4 separate regions of the Homo sapiens genome follow, and all the other regions are linked to region 4. A link is a loop called in an ENCODE intact Hi-C map of the cell type or tissue named here. Cell type or tissue: heart right ventricle. All regions are shown on one strand.

What was found. A loop is a pair of places that touch in the nucleus more often than their neighbours do. Peaks named below come from ENCODE experiments on the same cell type or tissue, not always from the same donor. Only the 100,000 strongest peaks of a DNase experiment are listed, where the experiment ranks them.
Region 1: a loop joins it to region 4, with 3 times the contacts of the local background. A loop is called at or near these places in 37 of 110 quality-filtered maps.
Region 2: it touches region 4 in a loop (2.5-fold over the local background); 31 of 110 quality-filtered maps call a loop at or near these places.
Region 3: it touches region 4 in a loop (3.0-fold over the local background); 37 of 110 quality-filtered maps call a loop at or near these places.

What each region holds. Positions count from the first base shown.
Region 1 is chr9:14,106,509-14,109,008 of GRCh38, forward strand. The region is part of intron 10 of NFIB (nuclear factor I B); the gene reads right to left. Among named protein-coding and RNA genes, the nearest start is that of LINC00583, 180 kb to the left of the region's middle. In heart right ventricle, no CTCF peak of the experiment used is centred here; no DNase peak of the experiment used is centred here; H3K27ac peaks cover 2,422 bases.
Region 2 is chr9:14,206,470-14,208,969 of GRCh38, forward strand. The region is part of intron 2 of NFIB (nuclear factor I B); the gene reads right to left. Among named protein-coding and RNA genes, the nearest start is that of NFIB, 110 kb to the right of the region's middle. In heart right ventricle, no CTCF peak of the experiment used is centred here; no DNase peak of the experiment used is centred here; H3K27ac peaks cover 2,257 bases.
Region 3 is chr9:14,256,209-14,258,708 of GRCh38, forward strand. The region is part of intron 2 of NFIB (nuclear factor I B); the gene reads right to left. Among named protein-coding and RNA genes, the nearest start is that of NFIB, 57 kb to the right of the region's middle. In heart right ventricle, no CTCF peak of the experiment used is centred here; no DNase peak of the experiment used is centred here; H3K27ac peaks cover 2,500 bases.
Region 4 is chr9:14,305,738-14,308,237 of GRCh38, forward strand. It overlaps NFIB (nuclear factor I B), which reads right to left. Exons shown (of 11, transcript NM_001190737.2): 2 at 1,252-1,783. Among named protein-coding and RNA genes, the nearest start is that of NFIB, 7.2 kb to the right of the region's middle. In heart right ventricle, no CTCF peak of the experiment used is centred here; DNase peaks (open chromatin) are centred at 1,415 and 2,435; H3K4me3 peaks cover 1,613 bases; H3K27ac peaks cover 2,500 bases.

The DNA.
Region 1 (2,500 bases), 200 kb before region 4:
GGAGTTCTGTGGTCTCTGGAAAGAGAACCTTGTTCCTGGCCCAGTTCAAATCAGATTGCTTCAAAGAAAAAAAGAAAAAGGATAGGGGCCATCTGGTTCCTCTCAAATGGCTACATAAAGGGGAAACACCTAAGATTTGGATCATTATCCTTTCCTAAACTACACTCAAATAATCATGTAAGTAGCAGATAGCCATAAAGAATTAATATTGCTTGTGACTTCAGACTAATAGTTTGTTTATTCAAATGGGGGTCCTCCTTTGTTATTAACAGGGTCTTTTGTTAAATACACAGCAATTAGCTTTGGGAACAAAAGAAAGAAGGTAAGCAAAATGTTCTATTTTGCTAGACTCAGCAAACAGGCTGAGGTACTAACAGTTCCTACGATGACAACAAATCTCAACTGAACCAATAAACCATTAAACTGTGAACAGAACAATCAACACAGGCAAATTTACCTTCTCACTTTTTTTTCTTTTTACGTTTACAATGGCCCTCAGGAGAACATCTTGAAAGGTATGTTTTATGTTTTCTTGTGTTTCTTCATTTCTCCAGACCCTCAATGAAACAGATTTTTAAGGGGTGAAGGCTCTTTTTGCGGTGGAAAACAGATGCTTAAAAGGATTAACACTCCAATATTCATACTTTGGATTAGGAGAATTTTATTTTATTGCTAATATTAATTACCTACATGGAGCAAATTAAATGGTCTCTGGATGAATAGCATGTAACCTCTGAAGGAATGGTATGAACAAGAAAAATGGTCAGAATAAAATTGTGTTGTATGTTTCACATACAACACATGCAAAAAAAAACAAACAAACAAAAAAAAAAGATACTCAAGATCATCCTCATATCTTAAAAGTCACTTCTAGTGCCAATTTCTGAAACCCATGTTTCTTGATATTTAATTTAATTAGCAGAAGTAGAATTAACTTAAATGAGTATGCATAGTCCATGAGCAGAATAAACATTATTAACCATAAATCATAAGATAAGTATTAGAAAATGAAAGATTTTGTTTTTAAATTAGAGGCTACTACAACTTGTAAATTTTAAGGTTTCAAGGGACTTTGGAGCTTATGTAGTTCAACCTCTTCATTTTCCTTTCCAAGGTTTAAGGACTTGTCCAAGGTTAGAAATGCCCTGTCACATCAACACTAAAACCCAAACCTTCTGACTCCTAATCCCTGGTTCTCACCCACTACACCAGTTGCCTGTCATTGTTCCTTTCCTACCCTGTCCCTTATGTGCAGTTCAAGAATATTTAATGCTAAAATATCTGTAAATAAAACCTTCAGAATTCCCTCTACCTCCCTGATTCAACTGAGATCTAAGTTAATATTTTCAGAAAAGAAGATAATTTTTTCCTTGTGTTTCTGTTGATTAAAGTTAACGTTACATAAAATGTAATTTTACTTTTACATTAATTAGAACAGCTTATCTGGATATTAGTCTTTGATTCCCAGTAAAGGTAAGTGAACAAACCAGGGAATGACAAAAGACAGACAATGGAAGGATTTTTTGAATTTAAGAACTAGCCAAAGAGCTAAACATTTGCATAGCCATTATTTCGACTGAAACTTCCTTTAAATGTGTTTCCTTTCAAGCCAGCATACATGAAAAGTGACCTCTTATCCACTTACATACCTACCCAGAAGTCATGTGATAGCGTTTTACGTCAAGCTGTCAATTATGATAACAGACACAATAAGAACAGCCCAAGTGTTGATAGCCTGCTTCCTGACTGTATTGAAAAGTTTGTTCATAGTCCACTTGTGTCCTTTTAATTGCTTGCCTCTAATAAATGACTACCTTTCCAATGGTAGTACCAAGCTTTGGCTTTGCCATTTGCCAGGACAAATATTATAAGAAGATTTAAACTAATATCTTAGTTTAAAAAAATCCTACAGAAGTAATTTCTTAAAAAGGCCATTTTGTGTAACAGAAATTTTCAGTGTAATGAGAAGTACTTTCAAATTCTAGTTTTAAAAACAAAAGTGTTATAAGAAAAGTGTTGAAACAATTTAAATATACACTAGACCAGTAATTGAAATTCAAATAATAGCATTATATAGTCATGCAAGAGATGTAACATGCTGAAGCCCAAGCACCAATAAAATCCATGCAACTGTGAGAAGTAATGCAAAGACCTGAATTGATCAGGCCACTGATTCATTAGCTCTTATTATAGGTAATATATATATAGTCAGGAGATTATAATTTTGAGATTATGAAAATAAGACCGATTTCTTATAAACTAGACTTTACTTGACTTTATTGTCTCACTTAGGGAAGGCAAAAGTGAGCTCCTAATTTATTCAGTTGAAATCTCAAATATACATCAAAGGTTAATATGTACTTCAATGGCTTGTTTGAATGGTGAACTTTTATTTCTAAACAAGAAGCTTCTTAGCTGCAAACTTTTTATTTCCAACTTACAATGAGATTTTTAAATATATGTTGATGTACAATAGTAAGAATTTAGGCTCTTATTATGA
Region 2 (2,500 bases), 99 kb before region 4:
TACTAACACTCTTAAAACTTGAGCTAATTTCTTTCCTTTCATGAGATTTTATGGTCTGACACTGCTGACTTATTACCTTTTCTTCCTTGAGAGTTTCCAAATACTAAAACAACAATCTGCTCAACAAACAGAAGAATTCGATAAATGTTGATTGACCATCTAGTACCTGCAAAGAGACCCTATGCTATCATATACAGAGTTATGAGATTCAGACAACATGCTTTACAAAAAAAAAAAAAAAAAAAAAAAAAACCTAAGGGATGGTTTCAGATTTTGCCTGTGTCTTAGTTTCAGTCATGTTTGGTATATATTGCCAAGTAGCTATATTTTATATCCCCAACTAGAATACAAGTTTTTGGAGATCATGCTCTATGTCTTACTGACTGCACAAGACAGTGCAACGCATATAAAATTGTCACCTACAAATGAAAGGATTCCAGTGAGGCTAAATGGTGATTAGCTGTGTAAAACCCCACTATTCCATACATTGTATGTGCTTACAATGTTAGCTTATCCTCCTCTTAGCAGCAAATATCTTCTAGGTGAACAGTAATAAAATAATAGTAAGGCTAACAGTCATTGAGTATTTGTTTACATGTCCAATACTGTTCTCAATATTACGGTATCCATAGATTTCGTCCTTGCGATAACACTAAGGGATGCTATTATTATTCCCATTTTCAGATGAGAAAACTTGCCTAAGGCTATCCAACTAATAACTGAAAAAGCCAGGAATTAAACCCAAGCCAAACTGACCCCAGAATCCAAACTAAATTACTGTCTTCCCAAATTAGAGGTGTCACCACTGGACAGAAAAAGAGATACAGTCCAGGTAGAGGTTGCACCTCTGCAATTACAGGGCTCCTTAGTCAATTTTTTCTAATTTTTGACACATACCTTCCCAATTTTCCTGGCAAAAGCCTCCCTTGAGTGGAGGCCACTGACTGTGGGGAGTTTATGTTGTGGTTTGGTAATGTGTACAAACTGGGAGGAGGATGAGACCAGAAAACCCCTTTTGCCCATAGCATGCCACAAATTGAGGACTAAGTCAGTGCATGCTGCTGACAGGCAAAGGGCCAGCTCGGCATGAGCAGCTCCGTGCAGGGACTGCATGTGACACCAGACACCATTTTCAAAGCCACTACCTTCCTCCTTCCCCACAAACCTCTTCATCTCCCACCAAAGTCCTGAAGCTTCACCACAGGATCAAGTAATCCCCCTCTAAGCCACATCTCGTAAATGAGAGTCTAATTTCTCCCACGTGTCATTTTTCACATGAATGTTACTACGGTCTTGGCTGTACTTAACCAGAGTTCAAGGTCTGATGGTTTATCTACAGAGACAACATGACCACAGAGAAGAGCCCGTTTCCATTGCCACCTGAAAGACAGATCCACCAACACAATGTTCACCACTTTCTCACACAGGGCTAAATGAGACTCAAGGAAAGAGCCCAAGGTCAAACATTTCCTTGGTTGAATTTAGGTGGTGGGTTCCCATACAGAGCACAGCACCATCAGATTCACAAGGCCAAATGCCTCAGCATGATGACTTGAAAAGATGACAAGCTGCACACAATGTTCAAAATCTAAATTCAAAGGTCACTTCCCACTCCCTAAATAGTTTTATACCCCAAAAGTCATTTTAGAATCATCTTTCCACTTTTATTCCATATTTGTAATCTGATTTTAATGACCTCAGGGTAGGCCATTTTTTTAAACTCCAGACAGGTTCTAATTCATCTATACAACAAAGCAATACGTGGTGTTAAAAAAAAGACTAAGAGAGTAAATCGATACGTGTTCAGTGTAGTGGCAGTTTAGATTTTTTTTCTTTCAATTGGCAATCCTTCCGACATCAAGGTTAAATTGTACTAAAAAAGAAAAAAATTACACCTCATTCCAAATTTGCTAATTCAAGAAGAACTGAATTATTCTCACGTCTACTTGTGGCAAAACAAGAAATTACTTTATGTCTCAAATGTGAGTATGAATTACGACTAAATTCATAAAAACAGACGTGACTTAAGTTTTTATTTTACTACTTTGAAGTTGTAATGTGTTCATTTTCCTGGTATTTTTACTTAAAAGAGCTTTTTTTTTTTTTTCCTTAAGGACTCTTCACAAGTACTTTTGATAGAGTGGTATAAAATTATCCTATTCCAATGACCATAATATGAAAATCATTTTGCCAAAAAACATCCTGGAAGTTTCCCTCATTTTAGGTACTTGGGATTATTCTCATAAACTGAGGACCATTCAACAATGTTTTGAAGATATACAGTATTCTATTCAGAGGACAAAGCATATATTCAAAAAAATGCAAAAATATTCATCTTTTCTCAAACAACTCCAGTATTAAATTCATCTAGACCCACTGATTCACTCAGTCTTTTTTTTAAGTTTAGTTTCCAATATGATATTATTTCTGCCCTCATCTCTTCCTTGCAACACCCCACCCATAAGGGAAAAGAAGAAACAGTCAGAGATGAAAGAACAAC
Region 3 (2,500 bases), 50 kb before region 4:
GAGAGATTGAATTTCAGGGTGAGGGAGGTCTTACTGCATTTTTGCCTTAATAATCTCAGTTTCATCTTTCATTCCATACCAAAACATGGTTACAGGGAAACTATGTTCTAAGAAAAAAAATTATTAATTATATACCCATTCTGCACATTTAGAAATAAATAATTTTCCAAAAACTTTTACCTAGACAAGAACCCCTCCTTACAAACAGAAGTTTTCTCTTTAGACCAATTTCACTGCTAACCATAAAGAAGAAAACATATAAGTAGGATGAGATAGAAGAAAAATCAGAAAGCAGAGAAAGACTAATTAGAAGATAGAGAAAAAAAGGAAGAGGAGTGAAATATAATATTCATATTCTAGCTGCCAATCCACTAACTTCCAAAAAGGAAAGTGAATATGCCAGACCATTAAAATATTTCAGCAACACTAGCTTGTTTGGCAGTCAGAGTCTCAGAACCATGAGAATCACAGTTACTTAATCACTGTGAGCTCATAAAACTGGACCCAAAGTGACAAGACCATTGGGTGAGAAGGGTGAGAGGGAGCTGAGCAGGGTGATCTGCTCCAACAATGCACCAGTTCCAGAGGTCCTCTGCAGAACTTGAAGAGACAGCACAGCATCCTGAGGCCGTTAACTTCCTGACTCCTGCCTTTGAAATAGAACCAGGAACTGAGCTTCCATGGCCTAGTTTGACCTGGCTTTGTCACTACCCCAGTTCTGATGAGATTATGATCTGCTACCCTAGAACTAAGCAGAGGTGAGAGCCAAGATGCCTTTCTATGGCCTAGAGCACAAGAAGGGCCCACATAGTAACAAAAACACTGTCACTTTTATGGATTAGGCAGTATTGCCTAAAGGTTTAGCACCCAAGGCTTTAAAGCCAGACTGTCCTGGTTCTAAATCTGACTTTGACACCTACTAACTGTTTAACCTTGGTTAAGTTGGTTAACACAGAGGCTCAGGTTCCTCACCTATAAAATGAGGGGAAGTACGAGGTTACTCTGAATATTAAATGAGATACACATATATAAAACTGAGTATAGTCCTAGAACATGGTGCACACAAGGTGACAGCTGTGCCTTATTACAGCTACTGCACAGCTGAAAAAAACTGTGAAACACTGAAAGTCACTCTTCTACAAGCTGGATATTAGACTGTGAATTCCCCAGGACCAGCAAAACCCAGCATTCCCAATGCCTAGCTCAGTGCTGAATGAACAAGAGAGAAAACCTCAAAAATCTTTCAGTAATAGAAAGATAATTCTGGACAGGTGCAGTGGCTCACACCTGTAATGCCAGCACTTTGGGAGGCCAAGGTGGGTGGATCACCTGAGTCGGGAGTTTGAGACCAGCCTGGCCAACGTGGCGAAACCCTGTCTCTTCTAAAAATACAAAAAATTAGCCGGGCATGGTTGCGGGCACCTGTAATCCCAGCTACTTGGGAGGCTGAGGCAGGAGAATCGCTTGAACCCGGGGGACAGAGGTTGTGGTGTGCCAAGATCGCTTCACAGCACTTTAGCCTGAGCGACAGAGCGAGACTCCATCTCAAAAAAGAAAAAAAACGAAAGAAAGAAACATAATTCTAAGACTAAGACCAATAATGTGCCAGCTATGGTTTCCTTGTCATTGAATTTATTAATATAAGTAGGCAGAATTATTTGTTATCATGCTAAAGAAAAAATGAGATTTTTTTTTAACGGACAAGGTTTTCTTAAAGCATCATATCAGTATCTCAGTATCTCCTATAAATAGATTTTGTTTAAATAATACAATTTACTAAACTGTCTGAGCAGTGTGGACTTCCCCCATATTTATGTTTTTAGTGGCTGTAGCTGTTGTGGTGGTCAAACATTGAGTGTTCTTTTATGAACATAGTTAGCATAAAAGAACCTTTTGATGACTCGTATTAGAACATGAATTTAATAGAAGCAAAGGTACTGCTTATCATCACTGAGAACATTCATTCAGATCTACCACAGTTTTATAACTGCTCTGATCTAACAGAGCAATTTATTCCAACATGCAATTTAACCAATAGGCTGTTTAACCTTGGATACTTATTAGTAAGGGAACAATGCTTTCAGGATTATGCTGAATAATTCAGCCCTTCCAGTCAAAGAACTTTTGCTGGTGGGTGAGAACAGCATGTTGTCTAAGTATCTGAGAACATTTCTACACATCTGGAGTATGTGGCCCTGTGCTGCCTTTCCAGGCCTGCTCTCCCAGCCAGAACTTCTTCTGCCATGGGGCAAGACAGTGGAATAGAACTATCTTATAAACTTTTTTGAACAAAGACAGATGATGTTGCACTACTACATTCCCTGTGAATTCTTTCTGCTGCTGCCAACTTATAGTATTTTTAAGTTTGCTCCTAGGTGTTTTACAGTAGAAGCCATTCCAAATAAGATTTTGCTGAAGGTTCAGCATGAACTATGCAACTACTCTGAGAAATAATCCCATTATTTCAACTGTTTACTTTTCCATTATACCCCATTTCCAA
Region 4 (2,500 bases):
AAAAAGTAATTTTGATTTTTTTGAATAATAAAGCTCATAGCAGTTTATTAAGTCCCACATTTATATAACAAACCTCAGGTAACAGTCTGTCACCTGGCTATCTGCAGGCCATTTTTCCTCCCACCAGGCCAAGTTTGGAAATGACCTACCATCTGTGACAGCTCAAACTTCAGTCTACTTTTGGTATGCGGCTTTGTAAAATGATTGTTTTACTATGGATTGTTGGTAATGCAAGGACATCTATATCTTGATGCATTTATTTGAAGAAAAGAAATTCTTACCTACTTAAGGAAAATATATTAAGAAAAATAAAAATAATAAACATTTCATTAACTCAAATATTCAGTAATAACATCATCTTTTTTAATTATTTAGGTAAAATGTATACCATTCTCCTTCTCAGGTATTTTAAATAATAGGTATGGTATGCAGTTTCTGTATTCTTTTTAAGATTTATCTTAAACCAGTGTAACCAGTCCACTTTCTGTTTTTTGTTCTGTAAGCAGCGCTGCGACTTTCCTCCTCGGTAAGTTTTATGAATTTACATACAAGTAAACTAACATTATTAAGTGTTCCCAAGTAACTCTGGGAACATACTATAAATAATTTAAATAATAACTCAATTCCATTTAATCGACAGTGAATATTGCACAATCAAAAGTGATGATAGAAATATTAAAATTAAGTAAATCTAGGTCTACGTAAGATATACTTTTGATATTATCTATCTTAAGCATTTTGTAATAGTAAACATTAGTTCTATTTTCAGTGCGATACCACTAAGTTCATAAACAAAGTCCCTCTACCTCATTAATTAATAAGGTTAATACAAAAATTATCTAGGATGGTTTGGCTATTCATAAATAAAGTTATATTTTCAAATCAGGAAAAGATTACTAGATTAGATGCAAAAATGTAGCCTACGACAGAAAGTATAGTGTAATGAACTATATTTGTTAGACTACCCTATGTCTTTGAAAAACAGTATTATTTTAAAGATACTTGAAAACGCACCTCTTTGTGGTCTTTCTTAAATATCCAAGCCTATCCAGGTACGAAAGCTCTGTGTCTATTTACATGGCTCGCACATGGCAGCGGACATGTGAGTGAAAGCGGACACCCTACTATACCCAGAGAGGGTGGAGGATATCTAGGGGCCTTGAGGACCATCTAACTCAAGCCAGATACTCTGTCTACGGAGATTTGTAGGCGGTGTTTGCCGTGCTAGAAAAAAGAACAATCTGCTCCTACCTTGCTCCTGCACGTAGTATGCCAAAAACAAATCAAGCTCCTTAACTGATACTGTGATATGATGTGGCTGGACACAAAGTGCTGGGTTTGTGCAATGTGGGGATTTCATGAGCCGCTCTCCATCGGTACTTTCCAAGGGGATGCCTTTGAACAGGATCACCATGACTAGATCCAGACGCCAGACTTTGTCTGCCTGTCGCAGGCAGTCGATTCTCCTAATCTTACCCTTCTGGTCGGGATTGGATAAGACACAGCACGGGTGCTTCTTGCCAGTCACGGTGAGCACAAAGTCCTCTCGATACTCCTGGCGAATATCTTTGCGCAGTTTGGCAAGGAGCCTGGATGCCCACTTCTGTTTGATTTCAGGCTTTTCACTGAGAAGCTCATCTTTGACTGCTCTTTCTTCATCCTTTGACATTCGCTTCTCATGCTTTTTAAAGTACTTGCGTTTTCGAGCCTGCAGGTTGAACCAAGTATAGGCAATTGCACGGACATGTGGAAGAAGTGCCTCGATGAATGGGTGAAATTCATCCTGTGGAAGACAGAGGGGTGAGGAAAAGATGTGCATAGTCAGTTTAATTTTAAAAGCTCAAAAAATAAGAAAAGAAGACCACAACCCGTTTCCAATTCAGTACAAAAAGTTATACATGAAAATAACATTCCTTTCTTATTTAAAATTATCAAAATAACAGGACAAGAAGAAAGTAAAGTATGCCCAGCTGTCCCCTTTCCACCAAAATTCACAGGTCAATTCTCCCTCCTATAAAGGAAATAAGGTTTATATTTTGTATTACACTCTGGCCCCATCCCCCTTGTTTCCACCCCAATGCCATGCATTCTACATTCTTTAAAATATAGGCAACTAACTAAGGTGCTTGGCACCTAATATAGTATTTCAATATTTGATTGACCAACTAACACTATGCAGTACCATTTTACAAAGAACACAGTGAGATTTTTTTTTTTTAATCGGAGTAGAGCTGTTCAGAAGGCAGGAGCGATGCCACAGTTCATTTCTCTTCTCTGTGGCACAGAAACACAAAGCATATAGATGCTCAGTGTAATGCCACACAGTTCCCGCTTTTGGAGCATGCTCTCAGCAAGAGGCTGCTGGTGGCACAAAGAGCATGCGCCATTAAACTTGATCCATTTTCTTATCAAACGTCCAACATTCCAACACTGAAACAGCACCATTCCAAAAGTGGTAACTAGAGAAACCGGTATACAGTGAGGGAAAGTGGGCAAAGGA